Regions from separate parts of the Homo sapiens genome. Here region 1 is linked to region 2. A link is a contact called in ENCODE Hi-C or POLR2A ChIA-PET data. All regions are on one chromosome and are shown on one strand. The core of a region is the stretch at or near the end of the contact, and the rest is flanking DNA. Distances in the headings are between cores, read along the strand shown.

What was found. A loop is a pair of places that touch in the nucleus more often than their neighbours do. ChIA-PET counts read pairs that join two places held with the same protein, here RNA polymerase II (POLR2A). Pooled maps may share reads with other maps.
Region 1: a loop to region 2 is called in a map of mammary epithelial cell, with 2.5 times the contacts of the local background. The contact joins the promoter of TENM3 here to the enhancer-like site in region 2. A Hi-C loop is called at or near these places in 1 of 168 maps with a recorded cell type or tissue (mammary epithelial cell) and 1 of 50 pooled maps. POLR2A ChIA-PET finds 5 or more read pairs at or near these places in 1 of 52 experiments (IMR-90).

What each region holds. Positions count from the first base shown.
Region 1 is chr4:182,242,030-182,244,729 of GRCh38, reverse strand. TENM3 (teneurin transmembrane protein 3) reads right to left here and starts at 1,328. Exons shown (of 28, transcript NM_001080477.4): 1 at 1,254-1,328.
Region 2 is chr4:181,957,960-181,960,659 of GRCh38, reverse strand. It overlaps a transcript of TENM3 not described here. Among named protein-coding and RNA genes, the nearest start is that of TENM3-AS2, 130 kb to the right of the region's middle. Within about 2 kb of position 1,324, at least 2 of the 41 ENCODE cell types and tissues checked have a DNase peak (open chromatin) inside an H3K27ac peak, as active enhancers do; they include mammary epithelial cell, where a contact is called at or near this core.

The DNA of each region.
Region 1 (2,700 bases), core at 79-2,578, 280 kb before region 2:
TTTCCATATGTTACACATCATGAGAATTACACAAATCTATGACAGGGACAAAAGTGTTCCTGGACCACTGGAGGGAAGAGCCTGGGAACTGAGGATTCCAGGAGACCCGTCTTCCTCTTCATATTCTCCTCTTGTCCATCAGTTTAGGAGCCAGGCTAAAGCTGAGGCATCTTAAAATTTCGGAATGGGAAGGAAAAATAACATTAGCTACCCTGGAGGCTGTGGAAATAAATGCATCTGAATGCAAAGGACAGTGACTTGCAGGCTGCCTGAGATCCAATAAAAGCCTCATCAGAAGTAGCTGTCAATCACTCTAACATGTATGGCTGGTTCCAATAATTCTACCAGTCAAGATAATAAAATTTCAGAACACTAAATCAGCTCACAGCAAACCAGTTAAAAATATTTTGTGATCGCCGTGACCACCATGGTGGTCTAATACCCTGGGTTATATGTTTTAATAGAAAACACAAATGAGGCCGGGCGCGGTGGCTCACGCCTGTAATCCCAGCACTTTGGGAGGCCGAGGCGGGCGGATCACGAGGTCAGGAGATCGAGACCATCCCGGCTAAAATGGTGAAACCCCGTCTCTACTAAAAATACAAAAAATTAGCCGGGCGTGGTGGCGGGCGCCTGTAGTCCCAGCTACTCGGGAGGCTGAGGCAGGAGAATGGCGTGAACCCGGGAGGCGGAGCTTGCAGTGAGCCGAGGTCACGCCACTGCACTCCAGCCTGGGCGACAGAGCGAGATTCCGTCTCAAAAAAAAAAAAAAAAAAAAAAAAAGAAAACACAAATGATTCCATTCTTGGAAGAGTCTATCAGTTAGCACTTTGAGAAGACAGTCAGCCCTGAGTGCCCTGCCTCTCTTTCATTTCCTTTCCTAAGTACTGGAACCTCAGTCACAAAAGAAAACCAATATTTAAGTCAACAGACATACATTTAAAATTATTTCGCTGATGTGACTATGAATTTTACTTATAAAACAAGGACGTGCTGAATAGTTCACAGTATTTTTGGTGTGTTCATTTCAAGCATCTTGAACTGCTCTTTTCCTCAGCTTCCGTGTCCCAACACTGCCCAGATTTGCCCTCTCCATCTTCAACTACTTTTTTCCAGTCTCCTTTTTAGACTTGTCTGCCCTCCCCAGTTTCCAATACCTCGATACTCTCTTCTCATCTTCTCCTCCTTTTCTTCTAGGCTGTCTCATCCGTGCCCTCAATTCCCACCTCTCTACAGATGACTCAGCAACTTACCTTTAGTTTATCCTTAGTTCAGACTTCTCCTCCAAGCTCCAGACCCATCTAAAAGCCTTCATGGCCAGGTGCGATGGCTCATGCCTGTAATCACAGCACTTTGAGAGGCCGAGGTGGGCGGATCACTTGAGGTCAGGAAATCATGACCAGCCTGGCCAACATGGTGAAACCCCGCCTCTACTAAAAATACAAAAATTATCTGGGCGTGGTGGTGCATGCCTGTAATCCCAGCTACTCAGGAGGCTGAGGCAGGGGAATTGCTTGAACCCGGGAGGTGGAAGTCTCAATGCGCCAAGATCACCCAACTGCACTCCAGCCTGAGCGACAAGAGCGAAACTCTGTCTCAAATAAATAAATAAATAAAAGCCTATGTGACATTTACCCTTAAGACATTCTAAACACATCTCCAATACATCTAAAGTTGAATTCATTGTAGCCTCTCTACCACATAGTCGCCCTGGAATGCTTCTAATCTCAGTGAATGACATCACCGCCCAATTATGCAAGTCAGAAACCTAGTGATTATCTTGCTTACCTCTCTCTTAGCCTCCGCTTCTAATACATTATCAACTCTTGTCAATTTTATTTCCATCTCTGATAAGCACTACCCACATACAGGCTACCATCATCTCTCATCTGAACCACCACGGTAGGAAGATCTAGGGTACAGTTCAGAGAAAGCAATCAGGCAGGAAAACCAGTAAGTTTTATTGTTTGAGACAGGGCCTCAGTCTGTCACCCAGGCTGGAGTGCACTGGCGCAATCTCAGCTCAATGCAACCTCGACTTCCCAGGCTCAGGTGATTCTCCCACCTCAGTCTCCCAGGTAGCTGGAACCACAGGCAAGTGCCACCACATCGGGTTAATTTTTGTATTTTTTGTAGAGACGGGTTTTCACCATGTTGCCCAGGCTGGTCTCAAACTCCTGGGCTCAAGCAATTCACCCACCTCAGCCTCCCAAAGGGCTGGGGTTATAAGCATGAGCCACCGTGCTGGGCCACCAAGAAGTTTTAAGAAGGCAAATTGACTGGATTAAGAAAATGTGGCACATATACACCATGGAATACTATGCAGTCATAAAAAAGGATGAGTTCATGTCCTTTGTAGGGATGTGGATGAAGCTGGAAACCATCATTCTCAGCAAACTATTGCAAGGAAAAAAAAACAAACACCGCATGTTCTCACTCATAGGTGGGAACTGAACAATGAGAACACTTGGACACAGGAAGGGGAACATTACACACCGGGGCCTGTCATGGGGTGGGGGAAGTGGGGAGGGATAGCATTAGGAGATATACCTAATGTAAATGACGAGTTATTGGGTGCAGCACACCAACATGGCACATGTATATATATGTAACAAACCTGCACCTTGTGCACATGTATATATATGTAACAAACCTGCACCTTGTGCACATGTACCCTAGAACTTAAAGTAAAATAAAAAA
Region 2 (2,700 bases), core at 75-2,574:
TTAGCAGAAACTATCAGCCCTCTTTATTTAAAGGCTAGCATATCCCCAGGCAAATTGAGTTTCCATGCTCAGTTGATTCAGAGCCTACTTCAAGGAAAGGCTGCCAACTATGTCAAAATGTATACTGATTTTGTGATATACATAGTTTTCCAAAGGATGAAGTGAGATCACCAGTCTCAATCCATTTGTGACTTGACTTCGATTTAAAGTTGCCCTCAAGAAATAGCTGGCTGGTATTATATGTGTACTGAAATATTTTTCATTGAGGTAGGTCGCTCCTTATCCTTTAGTTTACTGATTATGAGTCACTAAAATTATCTTGAAAAATTAGAAAAAAAAGTCCTATTATTGAGAGAATCCATTACATTAGTATAAGGCAAAACAGCCTACTTACCATCAACAGGAACATTTTAGGAAATTTGTTCTTTTTGACATTTTCTAAAAGAATAGCTCTTCCTACAACATTAATGCTAAATAGATGGAAAGTGTATGAAGTATAAGAATATACACAAATTGCATTTTAATTCCTATTTTTCTTTTAAAAGATGTCAATGATAAATCCAAATGTGGCTTAAATATACACTTTGCTTCAAATGTTTAGGAAATGATGCCTAACACAAAGAAAAATAAAGCTATTAATTTTCCATCTGTGTAACTTGCCCTTGAACTTTATTAGACATTTGTCATTTGCTTTTGCAATATAAAGTCCAAGATTCCAGTTTAAAGGATGTAAACATTAGTTGCTTCTGCCTCTCTACCCCTATTTTAGGATATAGGCATTTAGTTTTCTTAATGTCTATTTTATATGGACAATTTAAATACCAATTTAAGTGGTATGTGACTCACATCTACTACCTGCCAAAACTCCATATATTTCTACTTTTGAAGGCTTTTAAAACTTCTATTTGGAATATTTTAAATGAAAATACATCACCAACAATATAAAATCTGTAATATGAATTAATGTTTTTTTCTTTCAACATTTTGTTGGTATGTAAGATGTCCCCCCTCCCAAGTGAAAAGACAGAAAAAGATTAAAAGGTATGGTGTGGGGTGCCGGCATGCCGGTGATCTGCTAACCAAGCTGGCTACCCTTTGTTGCTTTAATGGAACTCTGGATTTATTAAATTCATTAACTGAATTTGAATTTAAATATACAATTGTATTCCGTTCTCTCTTCCTCCCTACTCTTTTCTTCATTTGCTCCTTTTCCACTCCCTTCCTTCTTCACACATAATGAACATCTCCTGTTGAAACAGGGGCTGTGTCAGACACTGGAGCTACGTGGTTATCCAAACAGAGGCTGCCCCCAGCTTCAGTGAGTGAGTCAGTCAGTGAGAGAGACGGGCAGTCAACAGATACTCATAGATTCCTGTAATTACAAAGTATGACAAGAGCTAGGACAAAAACCACTGGGGGCCTGGAATGTGGGGACTGGGACACCAAATTTAGATGAGGAGTTGAAGAAAGGCTTCCTAGAGGAAATGGCATTTGAGTTCAGTGTATCATAACCAAACAACAACAATTTTTTGAAGATATAATATGTACAGAATTTAATACTTGATTCTGAAACTAAAATTAATAATAATCGATTCACCAAACCAAACAAACAACAACAACAAAAAACCATTCAATGCTCTGATTCTTCACCTCAAGGATTTTTATAGTATAATTATACTTGTGTATTATGATTTTATTAGTGAATCAATACATTGTCTAGATATAGTTATTGAAATACGTTTATATACATTCTCCCCCATAATCATCCATTAACCCTGTGCACTAAATAGGTAATTACATTATTTAATAAATATTGATTTTTCACTGTGTCGTAGTATGTATTCTGCTAGATTCTGAGAATATGATACTGAGGGGAGACTGTCACTGGCTTCTACAATGTATAATCAAGTATTCTAGTGGGATGAATACTGTGTATGTGAAGTTTTCTCTTGGGGATCAACTCCTGGTGGTTTGAAGGACATGGGAGGGCTGTATATTACTGGCTTGAGGTCAAGGGAGACATTCTGTGAAGCAGTTTCCAGCCTACCCACTCGACACAGGCAGAAACCAAAGCCCATAAATATTAGACAACATGCCCAGCTTCAAACATCTCAGGAATTTTACAAAATTATTAAAAAACTCTATCTGATGTAGAGTGAAGCAAGTATGATTTACTCATATCATTACTGTATTATTGACACAGTTACTCTAATCCTAATTTAGGATATTTGCATTCCAAACAGTTTAAATAGTTTACAAACTATCAGGCAACTAGAAAGTCTAATTCTTATTGTTTGATAATAGAGTCCAAAAAAGCAAAAACAAACAAACAAAAAGACCTGAAAATCTGTCATTTAATTTATCATTGAACTGATTTTCACTCTAACTTTCTCTGCAGAGGTACTTAATCACCCCTGCAACTGCCTATATTGGAAAAGATGGAACCAGAACAGGCAAGATTATGTGTCTATGTTCAGGAAGAAAGGCAGATAATCTTCATTTTAAAATTCCCATTTTAAGTATACCCTTCAAGTATAATTTACTTTCTTTAACAGTATGAACAGCTTGAAATGTGCAAAGGATTTTAGTTCAAAGAAGCTTACTTGTGAGTTTTAATGGAGAAGGTTAATTTTTAATTTCTTCCAAGACTTCATAATATGATAGGAAAAATTATCAGGAGATAATTAGAAGAAAATGACA